Linked DNA regions of Mus musculus: region 2 is linked to region 1. A link is a loop called in an ENCODE intact Hi-C map of the cell type or tissue named here. Cell type or tissue: gastrocnemius. All regions are shown on one strand. Links, peaks and the distances in the headings refer to the core of each region. The heading gives the core; the rest is flanking DNA. Region 1 has its middle 20 kb from the start of A630023P12Rik. Region 2 has its middle 17 kb from the start of Noc4l.

Region 1 (8,332 bases), core at 174-8,173:
TCCCTGACGAGGGACCTCACATACTCCTCACCCTCAGGGATTCACAGCCAGGGGGAGAAACAAAGAAATAGCTGGCAGAACCCCAGGGTAGTGAAGACAAGCTGTGATGGGCCCAGGGGAGCCCAGGGGAGTACGGGGCATGGAACCTGGAAGAGGACCCAGATGGGATCTGTCTGATAAAGGAAAGTCTGTTCCAGCCTGCTCAGTCTGAGCTGAAGATGTCAGGGCTACTCCAGCAGGGGCTCTTGAAAGACGGTAGCCAGGGCTATATGCTTCAGGCTCTGGGAGCAGGGCTCAGGGAAGCTGGGTGGGGGTAGGGGATCATCTGAGCAGATCTGTGGGTCAGAGCCAGCACAGCACCAGGCTACTGCTCACTCTCTGACCCAATCTCAGCCTTGCACATTCCAGTTGTTCCATGCCTGTGGGAAATAAAGTCACTCCCTGTCGTAGAAATCACATTTGTCCTCGGATGTCAGGGACACTTTGGCTCCCCCTTCCTCTGCAGAGCCACTAATGTCAAAGGGATGATGAAGGCTCTACCTCCACGGACTAGTGTTAAGGAGGAGAGGAAAGAATCACCGCGAAGGAACCATGACTTTATGAAGACACATTGCCGGGGTGAAGTGCATCGGAGCAGAAAGGCCAAGCTGTGATGGATGGATCTAGTTCTAGCTGGGCGGGGCTCAAAAGGAACCCGAAGCCGCCAGATGCAAGGCAGACAACTTGGCTGGATTTCTGGGGAAAGTGCTGGATATTAATGCCCCCATGTTAGTAGAGATGAGTGGAGAAAAGGGCCATCCTAGACACACAAGAAGGGGAAATGCAGACGAGGCCAGACCATCTCAGAAAAGTCAAGTAGTTAACAGGTAGCTGGCAACGCAGCTCTGGTGATAGGAGGAAGGGAGCATGGCAGCAAAGGCCAGTGCTGGACTCTACTGTTGGATGCATGCAGAGAGCTCAATCTCACGGGGACAGATGCCTCCAGAGCATCAGTGGAAGAATCTGCCTTACAACAGTACAAGTGCCTGTCCGCCAACTAGGACATATCACAGGCTGGATGCCACAAGCTGAGAGTCATGGGAGGCCTGGCAGATGTCCATCCAAGAATGCAGGGCAATTGCGGAGCAGCAGGAACACTGCTTTATTTGGGGATACATGCGGAGCGATCTGGAAGACAGGGAGACAGGCAGTTCCCAGAGTGGAATTTAAAGAGCTTCAGGGAGGCCCTCAAGGCAGTGCCAATGGCTCCCAAGGTTACTGCAGCTGAAACCTACACCACTGGAGCCTCCCTGCCCTCTGTAGGCTTGTGATGCCTGGTAGCTTCTGGACAGAGACTCCCAGTGTTACGAGAAGACCTTGAACAATGAAAGCCATTCATATCCAGACCTTAGCTGCCAAGACACCAGGCTTTGTCTAAGCCCCAATTCAACCATTAACTTCAGTAGATACCATTCTCCAGGCTTGCTAAGAAGAAGTCTTCATTCCACCCCGGTGCCTTTCCTACAGACCACAGACAAGCCAGGGCTCAGTGGGATAGACTCCAGGAGTGAGCTGTTGGCTCATAGCTCCATATCTACAGCCTACTCTAACAACTTCAGGATGTGCCCTGACCAGAGCTGTTTCCCTGCCATTGCTCCTGAAAGGACAATGACCTATCTGACCCTGTGATAGGAAAGCCAGGGCCCATTCTGTGTAACTGAAGCCACCAAGGTCCCTCATGTCCTCACCCAGACCCCATCCAAGGGCTGCCAATGTCTGATGCTTCTGAGAAGTCCAGCCACAGCACTCTTTCCCCACCAGCTTGATAGCTTCTTGCTCTGGGATGGGTGATCAGCATCATAGAAAACATGGACACACATAATGCTCACCTGAGATCTAGAGGTGAGAAGAACCCTAGAAAAAGGATAGAAGGCAGCACCCACCGTAGGGCCACTCTTGCCACTCCCTACATGATGTGGCACACGGGACTAGTGTATGTCTTGGATTTGGAAGGTCCAAGCCATAGGGACCTTATGCCCCTAAACCCTTATCATAGCCAGGGAGCCAAGTTGGCAGTGGGGTAAGTTCATTCTCCAGTCCCTGGTGAGCATAGGTCAGCTGGGATGAGAGGTCGGAGGCCCTGGAAGGTTCTGGCTAAGACCAGCAATGCAGATTTGAAAGCTGAGTAGCTCAGTCAGTATACACCTACCCCAGGTAGAGACATCCCTGTGAAGCTTGCCTGCACCCAGACGAAAGCTAAGGCTGAGGGCATCCTGAGGGACCTGTCCATGACTCCAGTGTAGGAAAAATGCCAAGGCAAGGGACTACTTTCTCTGACTGCAGAGATATCCTCAACTATACAATGTCTTGGTTTCGCTTGTATTCCCGAGGTCTTGCTGGCCTCTTGTGGGCCAAATGAGGCCAGGGATGAGCTGAGCCACCACTGAGGATGTTCTGTGTGACACAGTGGATGTAAACAGACAGAATGCAGGGACACTAATGCTGGAGTTGAACGAATCTGTCCTTCACAGAAGAAAGCATCCTTCCACACCCACTTCTTCATAGTTCACCATAATGCCAGGAACAGGAAGAAAGTGAAGGAGAGGAATTTTTTCCATAGACAGCACAAGACAACCTAGCTTGAGAAAACACAGATTGGGTTTGGTGAGAAGGTTCACCTTCATAAAGAAGTTAGCATTCTGCCAGGGTACACAGAGAAAGCCAAGCCTTGGTATTGAAATGCCCACTGTTACCCACTGTGGCTGATACTCCTGCTTAATGCCTTTCTAATGGTTGTACCCTTTCCCCTCCTCCAGACAGTACCCACCTTCTATGGATGGTTTATACAACAGGATTGAGCTCACAGGCTGAGTCCTGAGCTGCTGAGGGAGACTGAAAATCTTTAGAGTTCCTTGACTTATAGAAGCATTCCCCCCAAATGTGCCTCCTGCTTAAATGGCTTCTTTGTGTCTGGATTGGTGCAAATGTCCATAGTTGGCTTAGAACATGCTACTTCACCCTAAATTCCATCTGCAATGACCTGTACCCCTCTGCCACATTCTGAAGTAGAGGGTGGGACTTCACATGTCCTCTAAGCCCCTAACAGAGGTGGCACGCCTACAATGACTGAGTTGGAATTACTCACAGAGTCTGGGTAAGAAACTCAACATTCCCTGGGGCCAGGGTTAGGATCAAGCCTCAAAAGCAAGGATAGCTGGGCATGATGGCGCACACCTTTAATCCCAGCACTCGGGAGGCAGAGGCAGGCAGATTTCTGAGTTCAAGGCCAGCCTGGTCTACAAAGTGAGTTCCAGGACAGCCAGGGCTATACAGAGAAACCCTGTCTCGAAAAACAAAAAAAATAAAAAAGCAAGGTTAGCCTGATGATGAGCCTACTGGGAACTCCAAGGTTGGGCAGAGACCTCTGCATCAGGGCCTGGCCCTTATACACCAGACACCTGAGGACCTTATTCTATCTAAGTCTTCCTAAGATGCCCATTGCAGCTTCCTGGGAGCCAAGGCCCCTCTAACCAGATGAACCACTATTTCTGGGGCAGGCATGGAGCTTTGTGTCTTTGCAAAGCCCTTGAATGTCTACATCATGTGACAAGGGCTGAAAACCCCCCAAGCACATTCTATGTACACGCACGCACACGCACGTGCTTATGCATACACATAGCCCATCAATTAGCTTCTCAGAACAAAGAAAATCCACTTTGAGATAATTTGCTGCCTAGATGCAGAAACAGTGAGCAGTTTTTAAAGGGCACCTTCTTTTAATTACAAACAGAATTCAAGTGTTGCCCCTGGGCCGCCATCGGCAGTAGTAGCTTAGAGAAGAGATGTGGCCGTAGGCCCCATGGTGCTGGTGACATCTGGGTGCTATTAGGAGCTGAGGCTCCTGGTTCTGCCCAGTATATCTCCTGCCTAGGAATCCAGGCCATGCCGGGCTGTTGGGAAGGGTCTGAGATGTCAGAGTGGTATCAGGTAAGGTCTTCTCTGTCAGTGTGAACTCTGGCGTATCAGCTGCTAAAGTGTAGGCTGCCTTCCCCAGCTGTGTAGACTATTTTTGGTACATTTTAGGCCCTCACCTCTGAACAACAGAAGGACTTCATACACATTAGTCAGGCCTAGGCTTTGGGGGAACTGGAGACCACAACCCTAGGCTGGCTCTGGAACTAGGAAGTCTATGCAGGTTACCAACCTAAGCACATCTTTCTGCCAAACCACAGGAATAATGGGACCCTGAGAGCTATGTAGAGCCTGGACCAATGCCCAGCTATTCTCTCTCAACTCCACTCACCCGTACAAGGAACAAGAACGAGCTGACTGAGAAGGATGAAGAGTGTGTCTGAAACACATGCCCAGACCACACAAAACAGAGGATTCTTCACGTTAATGTAACACATGTATGTGCAAGACCATGATCCTCCCAGATACCCCACTGTTCGTCTGAGCCCTATAGCAGCCCCACTTACTGCAGAAGCTGCTTTCCCGTGTCAGAAATAAGGACCCTGAGGAGTAGAAAGTTATGGTACCATCTGGAGACAACCCAGCTAAAAAGGGAGTCCTAGGATCTGGACCCAGACAGTTCAGGATCAAAAGGGAAGGCAGACAAAGAAAGACAGGCAAACAGAAAGACACCATCAGACAAAGGGAAATAGACAAAGGTAGAGATGAGGAGGCAGAGAGACAGAGAAAGAATAAGAAAGAAGACAAGAGAGAGGAACTTACAAAAAGAGCAGGGACCACATCACAGGCCTAAGCCTGAAGAGGGAGGTATTCTTGTTGTGAGGAGCCCTAGTTGCCCTCTAAGTCAGACTCTGCAAGTCACAGCTGGCCTGCTGCCGGCTTGGAAAGACAGGCCACCCCCTGGCCTAGCTTCTGACCGGTATGAAGGGTGCTGCTGTCACCTTGTGGTCATATCTGGTTCTACATGCCGGGAGCCCACAGGCACTTTTGTTCTCTAACACTGTCCTGAAGTTCTCTAGTGCTTACTACATATAGAAAACCACCATTGGCCCTGCTTCTTGTAGGCTGCAAGGGTTGTTGAGATCCCCGAAGTTGCCAGCTTTTCCAACTGTCTAGGACCTGGCCCAGGGCTCTGTCCATCTTAATTTTGAAGAGAACTGCTCAGGTGTCTTCTACGTGTGTAGAGAAATTGTAATACAGCAACATGGCTACTCTGGCAAGGGGTCACATCCAAAGACTTTCGGGTCTGTAGAAGTTTGAACTTGGTTCTTCCTCCCAGCAACATGCTCCCAGAAATAAGACTCAGATTCAAAATATATTTACAAATACCTTGGCCATATAGCTAGGCTCTTCCCTAACTAGATCACAATTTACTATAATCCATTTACTCAAATCTACATTCTGCCATGTGACTAGTTACCTGTGCTCAGATACCATGTATCTGTCTCATTACATTGGATGAACCCGGGACCTGGCCCTATCCCAGAATTCTTTCTGCCTCCTGGATGTTCCACCTTCTATTCTACCCTTTTCTATAGGCCATAGGTTTTTTTAAATTTTTAATCCATACAATACACAAGATGTTCCCTCTACATAGGTCTGTGTGATCCAGTTGGAACACAGACACACCTTTAATCCCTGGAGATGGAGGCAAGCAGATCTGTGAGTTCAAGGCCAGCCTGGTATACAGAAAGTTTCAGCTAAAGAAAAGCTTAGGTCCAGGTACACACCTTTAATCCCAACACGCAACAGACAAAGGCATGCAGATCTCTGAGTTCTAGTCAGTCAGTTGAGTCAGTGAACTAAGATAGCAGCACACACCGGGCAGTGGTGGCGCACGCCTTTAATCCCAGCACTTGGGAGGCAGAGGCAGGCAGATTTCTGAGTTTGAGGCCAGCCTGGTCTACAGAGTGAGTTCCAGGACAGCCAGGGCTCTACAGAGAAACCTGTCTCGAAAAACCAAAAGAAAAAGGAAAGAGGAGTGAAAGAGGACCCTGCCTCATGCCTTGGTAGAGAGAACCCCAAGGGCAGACCTGTGGGAGAGCAGGAAGATAGGGTTCTGAAGGGTATACAGGAGCCTGCTAGCTAGGGAAGTACAATCGCAGAACAGCAGTGAGACCAGAGGAGAGACAGTGAGCCAGAGGGGAGACATTTGTAATCCCAGGAGAGACAGTGAGCCAGAGGGGAGACATCTGTAATCCCAGGAGAGACAGTGAGCCAGAGGGGACACATCTGTAATCCCAGGAGAGACAGTGAGCCAGAGGGGACACATCTGTAATCCCAGGAGAGACAGTGAGCCAGAGGGGAGACATCTGTAATCCCAGGAGAGACAGTAAGCCAGAGGGGACACATCTGTAATCCCAGCACTGGAGAGGCAAGAACATGAGGGGCTCCAGCTTGAGAACAGACTGAGCTACAGACAGTTTTTTGAGACCCTGCCTCAAAAGAGGGAGGTGGCAGACATGCATGATGGCACTTGAAAGGCAGAGGCAGGCAGATCTCTCTGAATTCAAGTCCAGCATTGTCTATATAAGGGGCTCCAGGCCAGCCAAGGCTACATAATAAGACCCTGTCTCAAAAACATGGGGAGTGTTAGAGCTGGCTTAGAGGTGAAGAGCCCCTGCTGCCCTTGCAGAAGGTCCAGGTTCAGTTCTCAGCACCTGCATGATAGCTCACAACTATCTGTAAATCCAGCTCCAGGGGATCTAATCCCCTCTTCTAGTGTCCATGAGCACCAAGTATGAACATGGTGTGCGTACATACATACATACACACACACATACACACACACATATATATTACACACATACATACAGGGAAAACGCATACACATACTTTTTTGTTGTTGTTGTTGGTTTTGTTTTTTGTTTTTCAAGACAGGGTTTCTCTGTGTAGCCCTGGCTGTCCTGGAACTCACTCTGTAGACCAGGCTGGCCTCGAACTCAGAAATCCGCCTGCCTCTGCCTCCCAAGTGCTGGGATTAAGGCGTGTGCCACCACACCCGGCTACACATAAGTTTTTAAAGGGTGGAGAATGCAGGTATTTTTTCTATCTCATCATGCCTGGGTGAGGGGCTAGACCAGGGCCAGCAGACAGAAACAAAGAGAACCAGGGGCAGACACATAAAGACAGATACAGAGACAGAGAGAGGAGAAAGAGGTGACATCATAGAATGGTATCTGCCTTCAGGATATGACTGACTGCTTAAGCAACTGTCTAGACTTCCCAAGATGCTGCAGGGCCTATTAGCAATGCATATGAAATCTAAAAGGGACCTTTCTTCCTTCCTTCCTTTCTTCCTTCCTTCCTTCCTTCCTTCCTTCCTTTCTAAAGATAGATTTATTTATTTATTTATTTATTTATTTATTTATTTATTTATTTATTTATATGTATATCAGTGCACTGTAGCTGTCTGTACAGGTGGTTGTTGGGATTTGAACTCAGGACCTCTGGAAGAGCAGTGAGTGCTCTTAACTGCTGAGCCATCTCTCCAGCCCAAAAGGGACATTTCTTATGAATAACAGCAAACACTCTGGAGGTTCTAGAACGTATCCCCAGTCCCGTAGTTCCCTGTGTGGTTGACATCGAAAAGCTTCATTCGCCCTGGGGTCATACGTCTGTCCTTCTTCCATCCTTCCCTAGATGAGTGTGGCCACCACCATGTTGTCACCAGACCTTGTCACTAGCTGGCTGGGGACTGACAACAGGGCCATAGTATAGCTTGATCTACAGAAACCTTACCACCCAAGTTTCACATTAGCAACACCTGCCCTGAGTGTGGCTCTCCTGCAGTCATCATAGGGATGTCACCAAAGGGCCTTGGCACTTGTGTGGTCTGGAGGAAGAGCCCAAGGGTTTTGCTGCATCTTAAGGGCCATGCCCTCCACCCCTCCAGCTCACAGTGAGGGACTAATTATGTGTCAGGAGGCCCCACCTGACTCCAGATCTGCTGAGCTGTGATCATGGGCTTTCAGCCTCTAGAGAAGGGATCCCCTGTAGTCTGTGAGCCACCACCTGTGGTGCACTGCCTAGTGGCCCACATGAACTAGACACAGACAAGATACCTAAGCACTTCTAGACAGCTGGCTAATATACCACTGTCCAGGCACCAGGTTGATAGAAGCATGCTGGCCAGTTCAGTGTGCATCAAGACAACTCTTAGACAAAAGGCCCAAGGTCACTCACCCCTCACCCCACATCTACACACACACACATCTCCCACTCTCTCTGAGTTGACTACCATTCTTAAGAGACCTTGAAAGGGAGCTGGAGAGATGGCTCAGTGGTTGGGAGCGCCGACTGCTCTTCCAGAGGTCCTGAGTTTGGGTCCTAACAACCACAGTGGCTCACAGCCATCTGTAACGAAATCTGATGCCCTCTT
Region 2 (8,332 bases), core at 240-8,239, 140 kb before region 1:
TCCTCCAAAGCTTGCCCCCATGCCTCAGACTTCTCCTTTTGTTGCTCCTCCTGTTCCTTAAGTGTCTGCACCCCCTGCTCAGAGCTCCCCTTCACCTTATTTTTTCTTTATGTTGTAATCCTGATATTGTGATGTCTATTTTATTTTGACTGATTAATTTTAGAAGATTCTCCTCCAAGTCTCACTTCCAATTCTCATTTCTTCTTCTCTGCTGCTCATTCTGACCTGTGAAATTTTGCATTCTTTGTTCTAGCATCTTTTCCAGCTCCTGTCTCTAACCTTCATGTTCCTCTCTCTGTTATCTTGACCAATAGAATCCTGTACCTTTCGTTCCAGATTTTCCTCTAGGCTGTATTCATTTTCTTCTCTCTGTTGCTTAGCATGACCTACAAATTCCTTTAGTTCTTGTGTTTTCTTTAGGCTGTATTGCCCAGTCTTTTCTTTTTTTCTTTTCTTTCAGTTTTTCAAGACAGGGTTTCCCTGTATAGCCCTGGATGTCCTGGAACTTACTCTGTAGACCAGGCTGGCCTTGAACTCAGAAATCCGCCTGCCTCTGCCTCCCAAGTGCTGGGATTAAAGGAGGTATCTAATTTTTGTGATTGTCAATTTTGAATTCTCAGTACCTGATCTGGAGCTTCTTGTACCTTTGTCTCCCCCTGGTGTTCGATTCAGGACATTGCAGTCCTCTCGGAATCTTATTCGCAGGAAGTGGGTGGTGGTGGCTAACTGTAGAAAGACGTGGGACTTCTGAGCCTCTCTCTGGCTTTTGTTTGGGTTGCAGTCGGCAGCATGTGCACTGATTTCAGGCAGCTTGCAGTCGGGAGAGCAGGTCTGGCTGTTCCGTGTCCAGTTTAGACGTGGGGGATACAGGAAAAGCGAGCGCAGGAAGGCCTGCTCGGGGTAGAGATACCCAGATCAGCCAGCTGTGCCTGTGAGAGAAAGCTTTGGAAAGTTAGATTTTGGTTTTTTGTATTGTGTGTGTGTGTGTGTGTGTATGTGTGTGTGTGTGTGTGTGTGTTTTCAGTTGTTGATCCTCAGCTGTGAAGACTGCAGGCTGCTTCTCAGGCAGTCGTGCCCCAGGGTCCTTGGTTCTTCTGTAGGCGCAGGGACCCCCCCCCCCCCAAACCATGTTATGGCGCTGCCTATGTCCAGCTCAGGGCAGGGGCGCTGCCACTGGTTGCTGAGGTTTGCTTGGGGTTTGGAGAGGGAGCCTCAGTCTGTAGACCCCTTAGACCCATTTGGTGTTTAATTTCCATCCTGGTGCACCTTTAGAGATCAGCCCTAGTTATTTATATGGGGCTGAGGGGAGTGGATTGGGAAAATCTAATATACTACTAACTTATTCCCCAGCTATGAGACCCCTTGTTGCTTGCGGCTTCTCCCAGCCATGCGGTTCTGGCCCATTATGGCTTCCTCCTCCTTCTTCCTCTGTCCTCTTTCCCCTTCTTCCTCTGCCTCCTACTCCCTCTCCAGTCCCACCTTTTCCCCTCCACTGCCCAATCACAGGCTCTAGCCTTTTATTGGCAGTTAAAATGGGAGGTCAACATGGTATCACCTGAGGACGAGGTAGTCTGCTGGGTGGGGTGGGGTGAGGAGACTCTCTCGAGGAACCAGTACTAACATTTGAATACAAACAGTGTGTGTGTTTTCTACCTTATGTGACCATGAAGCAGGAGGCCCTCACTGAGGGCATCTTGACTGTGAATTTCCAGATCGTTAATTTGTTTTTCCTAGTTAGTATTTCTCAGGTATTCTGTTATGACTACACAGGCAGAGGAGAGGCCTCTCTGCTTGAGTCTTTTTTTTTTTTAAAGATTTATTTATTTTATTTATATAAGTACACTGTTGCTATCTTCAGATACACCAGAAGAGGGTATCAGATCCTATTGCAGATGGTTGTGAGCTACCATGGGAAGAGCAGTCAGTGCTCTTAACCACGGAGCCATCTCTCCAGCCCCCTCTCTTCTTGAGTCTTAGAGGAATGAATATAAGGGGCTCACTGCAGCCCCATCTACTGAGTAGTTATTGTGCGTTAACAAGTCTCCCTTTTCAATGTGCAATGGCTTCACCTTATGACTCTTCTCTTCCTCCTCGTCCTTTCTTCTTTGTCCCTCCTGTCTTCTACCTAGAGATGCAAATACTTCAGGCAATCGAGTCATACTCACAAGTAATGAATCCCATGCCCGAAGGGAGGTGGAGACACTTGAGCATCTAATTGGCACTTAGCAAATTTGCTATAGGGACGAAGATGTCAGTGACATACTTCCCAAATAACAGCCATGCTTGGTGCTTTGGCAAACATCCCCAGCTAAAAATGACTGCCCCACTAGAGGTTGGGGTACATGGATGCTCCCTAGGGAACTTCATCTGTTCTCAGGGTCTCACCTCTAGGTCAGTAGCTGCTAGAAAAAGCTACACTCTTACCATCACAGAGCCAAGCTGCTAGCTCAGGAATACCTTCTGTAGTCTGTGCCTGTGTCCCTTCTAGTACAGTGGCCAGAGTGCAAATTGCTTTGGAACTGAATATACAAAGTACAACAGCATTTATTCTACAGCTGGGCTGGCTTGGTGGACACAGATAACTCTTTTTAAAATAGCTTCCTAGGTCAGGGCTGGGTCCCCCTGAGGTAGGAACCTCTGTAGCAGCTGCTGGCTGTCTACTCAGACCTAGAAGGCTGTGGCTGGCATCCAACCATAAGGAGATCTAGGGGCAGCTGAGTGACAGCCATAAGCAGGCCTTGCAACCATCAGAAGAGGCTGGTCACTATTCCCACTTAGGAAACAAGTCAGCAGGCTTGGTTTTAGCCGGTGACAGTTACCAGAGCCTGTTCCCTCTCTGGTGAGATCGGCTACCTGTTCTTAATTCTCTGGGGTCAGTGTCCCCCTGAAGGGCCTATTCTCCCATCTCCCTTTACCATCCATTGCTTTCTGAGCTGTGGTGACAGTGAACCCTAGGCCTGTATGAGTTACGTTGTGGCTACCAACTCAGAACGGACAGTAGTTCCTAGGGGCTCACAATCTGTGCTTCCAGATCCCCTTCTGAAGTATTTGACCAACTGTTTCCTTCATCAGCCGCCAGGTTTAAAAGGCTCTTTCCCGGGTGTTCATTTATCTATACTGGGACTTTGTGCCCTTATAAAAACATCCTTTGAATACTAGCAATATCTCAGTCCCACATGACTGGGACCACCAAGGAGTAGGAATTCAGCTCACACCGAGGGCTCTTTTTATTCAAGAGTCCTCGGCTTGTGTCAAACAAAGTGGAAGCTCCCTCCCATACTCCTGTTCCTTAGTCCTTGGTAGGCCTCTGTGACGCCCACTCTCCTCACATCTGTCACCTGCTTGACTCCCGGTGTCTGTCACTGCTTTATTGACTTCATCTTGAATCTATGTGCAAGCGTTTGCTTCATTTCCTGGAGGCTTGGTGGCTCCTTTCTGGTTTATTGGAAACAAGATTCTTGGACATCGGTTGAACCTTAAAGATGTGACAGAGGTGTGTGTCTGTGGCCACCAGATGGGGGCCCATTCTTCATCTTCACACTCCGTGGCCTGCTGGAGCTGGCACAGGTCTGCACGGGCCGGGAATGAAGTCACGTGAAGGGGACGCCGAGTCCTTGTGAGAAGACTCCGAGAAGACAGGGTCCTGTGAGCTTAGGGTTTTCTCACAGCGTGGAATTGTTCTTGGAATGTGTTTTCATGCCCCTCCCAGGGGTAGCAGAAAGGAGTGAGCTTCCTTCAGATTACTCATTATTGTTTGCTGCTGTTATTCAATTACATGTCTATATGCCGCTATTTAAAAAAAAAACATATCTTTACCACATGTGGCTTATCCATGAGACTGTATACAGCTTGCACTTCTGAGAGCTTTATTCATGTGACCTCTCTTTGGGGGTGGCATTTTAAGTCAGGGTTTCTCAGTGTAGCCCTGGCTGCCCTGGAATTCTCTGTAGACCGGCTGGTTTTGAACTTAAGAGATCTGCCTCACTCCCCCTTCCACCCACCCCCCCCCCCCGCAACCCTCCCTCCCCCAGTGCTGGGATTAAAGGTGTGTGCCACCACGGGCTCCTTGTTACCTTTTTTAACCCTCAGGGAATAAATACCTGAGGATCTGAATAAAGTAGGCTATTGCATGGGGCACAAGTCCGCCTCATTTATCTGTTCCATTCTACCTCTAAATGGTGTCAGCTCTACACACTGGAATAAGCCACAATATCCTGTTGGGGAGGAAAATGGTTCTTAGTTTTGTTATTTACACAGAGTCACTTTGCTTTATGAACACTAGGTGGAGCCCTAAAACCAGGTCTGCCTCAATTTCGAGTAGCCTTAGGACCTTTATAATTTAAAAAAATAAAAAAATAAAAAAAAAATAAATAGAACAAAACAAGAGCCTGATGCATGAGAGGGGTTGGTGACTTGGGGAGACTGCAGCAATTGGTATCTTTATGTCACCCTTGTTAAGCTCATTCAATTTGCCAAGTCTGTTTTTGACTCTGGCCCCAGGGAATTTCTATTATGTCTGCCTAGGGAAGTTGACCAACAAGCAAGGACTCTGCTGGCCATGGGTCCTTGACTACTAGACATTTGAGTCAAGCCCAGCTCCTGCCCTCTCTTCACGACACTTTAGAACCAGGAGAATGTGGTTGACTAACTTGCTATAGACATCACCCCTCTTGGTAATTGTGCCTCCACTGAGCCTCTGCCAGCCATGTTCTGCTGGCTCACCTGCGTCGTGGCAGTCATGTATAGTGGGTTGACCTGTTGCTGCTTGTATTCTAATGCTAATTTGGGGGCCCCAAGACTGGCTGCCCCAGAGACAAGAGAGTCCCCCCCCCAAGATATTTCTAATTGATAAAGATGCCGACAGTCAATAGCTGGGCTGAAGAGAGATAGGTAGGGTTTAGGTTTTGTGGGCTTGGAGAGAACCACCATGAGGAAGAATGTTCAGGCGAGAAGGAAGCAGCAGCCACTATGGGCTAAGGTAACCAAGAGAGCATGGCCCCGAGGGCTGCCCAATTGGTGCTAAGAGCAGCCCAGGTGGGACATAGCAAATAGGAAGTGATAACTTAGGGTTATCAATCGGAAAGTGGATTCTAACAGCGTGGAGGGTAGGCAGCTGCCTAACTATTGTGCTGTTTAGGGCTTATTGTAAATATAAAGGCTGTGTGTGTGTGTATTTAAATCTGGGAATTCAATAACCAAAGGTGGGGTAGGAACCCCAGGCTGGGATTAAATTATTTCTACAACAATCATGAGCACCCATCTGCCAAGCTGGTGCATGGGGTCCCAGTGGCACATCTGCCCCAGTTTAAGGGCATGTTTACCCAAGGCTGGGCAACAGCAGAGGGAAGGAGGGATGTGGGAAGGAATGTTGACAGTCAGTTTTCTTTGAACTGAATGGCAAGCTGTCATGCTCAAAGATGTGGGTGGCCTCTCAGGGAACAAAAGGGATCACAGGAGCCACATTTGCGTGTGATTGTAGAATCCATAGTATGTTTGCGGTGTGTACGTACACGCATATCACACAGATATAGATATATGTGCGTGTTTTGTATGTATGTATGTGGCTACACATACACATGTATCATGTATGAGATGCAAGCATATGTGGGGGTGCACATATGTGATGTGTGTGGATGTGCATACAATTATGTAGTTTATGTTTGTGTGTGTGTGTATCTGTGGTGTACAGCTGTGTCTGTCTTGGACAGAACCTGGTGACCTGAGTTTGGGTCCCCAGAACTCACATGATGGAAAGAGAGCATGTTACATCATATGTCCCCTGACCTCCTCAGGCAAGCTGCGTCACCTACATCTATTCTGCCCCAGTAAAAAAAAACAAACATGTACATTGTACATTAATATATAATTTTTTTAAAAAAAGAAGAAATGACAGGCAGCAAAGTTCTTTGCCTTGGGCCTGCCTTCTCTGGACCTGGTTAAAACTGTCTGAATCTTGCTCTTGAGAGACTGAAACAGGAGTATTGCTGCAAGTTTGAGGCCAGGCTAGGCTACATAGTGAAGTGCTGTGTTACCTCCATTCAGAAAAAAAAAAAAAAAAAGAGAATGTTCATTTTATCAGCAACACTGCGAATCATGGTCCTACCCTGAAGTGCTTTCTACGGGACAGGGCGGAGAAGTGGGGTCAGCGGTTGGAGCTGTTCTCTTAGAATGCACAAAGGACCTGCTCCTTATAGGCAGGATGAAGTGGATGGTAGGTGCTGAGAATCTTACAAATGTTGAGCATCCGTGATACTCCTTCTGGGCACTCGTTGGGATCATCACCCCAGGACAGCTCCCAGAGTTGGTATCATATGGGAGAGAGGAGTTGGGGCAGTGGCCCAGAGGCCGGATGCAGCCTGACATAACTAAGACATCACCATTTTATCCCAGGACTGATGCCCACTGCTTTGCTGCTTCTGGGGTACTGGTGGGAATGTTGAGACCCGACTTGCTGAGGATGGGTGGGACGGCCTGCCTCTCCAGACCTGCTTATGCCTGCCATTTCTGAGATACAAGAGCCTGAGAACTTACTTCAGCCACCCCGACAGAAGAAACCCGGCTGCGGGAGAACTCAGACAGTGGGATTATCTTGCAACATAAGTGGTGATAGCAATCTTATTCAGGCCTTGCTATAAATTGATTTCAGATTAAACTGTTCCTTTCATCTTGATCTAAAGGGAACAGGTTCCAGTCAGACAAAATTAAAAAAATAATAACTAAGACCTCCTTCTGCCGCTTCTGTCTCCGGGGCTCACCCCTTTTCCCATAATCCCTAAATGCCATTAATTGGCCTTCTTGATGGTTACAGGAACGTTTAACTGGCCATCTATTTCCTTCCTTTCTCTGTCCTGAACTCCCAGCTCCTATACCACAGAGCTCCACAATCAATGAATAGAATTACACAAAATGCAATTTACTGCCCTAATGAGCAGACAAGTAAATAACTCAGCCATTCAGGAGATCAATTCCTTGGCCAATTTCCCCTAACTGCACCTAGGAATCTGCCCTCCCAGGAGGAGAGCCACAGACACGGACCTGGCCCACTTTATCCCCAGCCATGCCTCTCCTGATCTGATGGCCAGGTTCTCTCAATCCCTGGGGCTCCAGCCAACCCTCGAAGGCCAGTCCCTTCCATACTTAAAACATCGAAGTTGGGGCTGGGTAGCTCAGTAGTTAAGAGCATTTGCTGCTCTTGCAGAGGACCAAAGTTAGGTTCCCAGCAATCTGGTGAAGTGGCTCACAACAACTAGTAGCTCCAGTTGCAGGGCATCTGACGACCTCTTCTGGTCTCTGAACAACATTCACAATCTCACACACATGAGAATAATTCAAATAATTCTTTTTTTTTAAAATCTCAGTTGGTGCTCCACTGTTCTGCAGGTCAGCAGTCCACGGCAGTTCCTTATGGAGACCCAGGGCAGTTCCTTATGGAGACCCAGGGAACAGTTGTCCCTTCCTTTCCAATTAATTCTAGAGATGTGACATGCCTGGGTCTGCTTTCATTTTCTATCCTCAAAGCTGTTAGCATTTCACCTTCTAGATTCTAATTTGGATGCAGCAGTTTCTGAGAAATTTAACTTTTTGTTTGTTTGTTTTTTTTCGAGACAGGGTTTCTCTGTGTAGCTCTGGCTGTCCTGGAACTCACTTTGTAGACCAGGCTGGCCTCGAACTCAGAAATCTGCCTGTCTCTTCCTCGAGAGTGCTGGGATTAAAGGCGTGCGCCACCACACCTGGGGCGGGCAAGATTTACATATAATAAATATGCCTCCATCTTGTCCCTTTTGGTTGTCTTTAGAATGACTGGCACCACATAGATGTACTTTCACCACGTGGATACCAGGGATTCGAACTTAGGTTGTTGACTTTGGAGGCAAATGGTTTACCTGTGGAGTCATCTTGTTGGCCCATGTGATGGCTAATCTTGGTTGTCAACTCAACTATGTCTGGAATAAACTAAAGCCCAAACAGTTGAGCATACAATGAAAGGGAAGACCTACCCCTAGGTCATGTTTTCTGGAATGGAAGTTGAACTTCCATTGTCTGATTGCCTTCACTCTCGCTGGCAGGCACATCTCTCATGTTGCTGAGGTAACCCTTCACTGATATTAGAACCCACCTCTTCAGGATCCTGATGTAGACCAAAGAACAGCAGTTCTTGAAGAATCCAAGGGACTCCAGTGCTGGGACTGCCGAGACATCCGGACCCATGGTCTGAGCAACTATTGGATTCTTAACATTTCTTTCCAGAGACAGACATTAGTGGGCCACCTGAATCACAGTCCTTAAGTCACTGTAATAATAAATCCCATTTAATGTACGCATATCCTTACAT

The links. Peaks named below come from ENCODE experiments on the same cell type or tissue, not always from the same donor. Only the 100,000 strongest peaks of a DNase experiment are listed, where the experiment ranks them.
Region 2: it touches region 1 in a loop (17-fold over the local background); 38 of 42 quality-filtered maps call a loop at or near these places.

Annotation. Positions count from the first base shown.
Region 1 is chr5:110,490,524-110,498,855 of GRCm38, reverse strand. No RefSeq gene overlaps it. Among named protein-coding and RNA genes, the nearest start is that of A630023P12Rik, 20 kb to the left of the region's middle. In gastrocnemius, for the core only: a CTCF peak has its summit at 4,887 (motif pointing left); DNase peaks (open chromatin) are centred at 1,077 and 4,851.
Region 2 is chr5:110,632,058-110,640,389 of GRCm38, reverse strand. No RefSeq gene overlaps it. Among named protein-coding and RNA genes, the nearest start is that of Noc4l, 17 kb to the left of the region's middle. In gastrocnemius, for the core only: CTCF peaks have their summits at 670 (motif pointing left) and 4,282 (motif pointing right); a DNase peak (open chromatin) is centred at 680; H3K4me3 peaks cover 248 bases.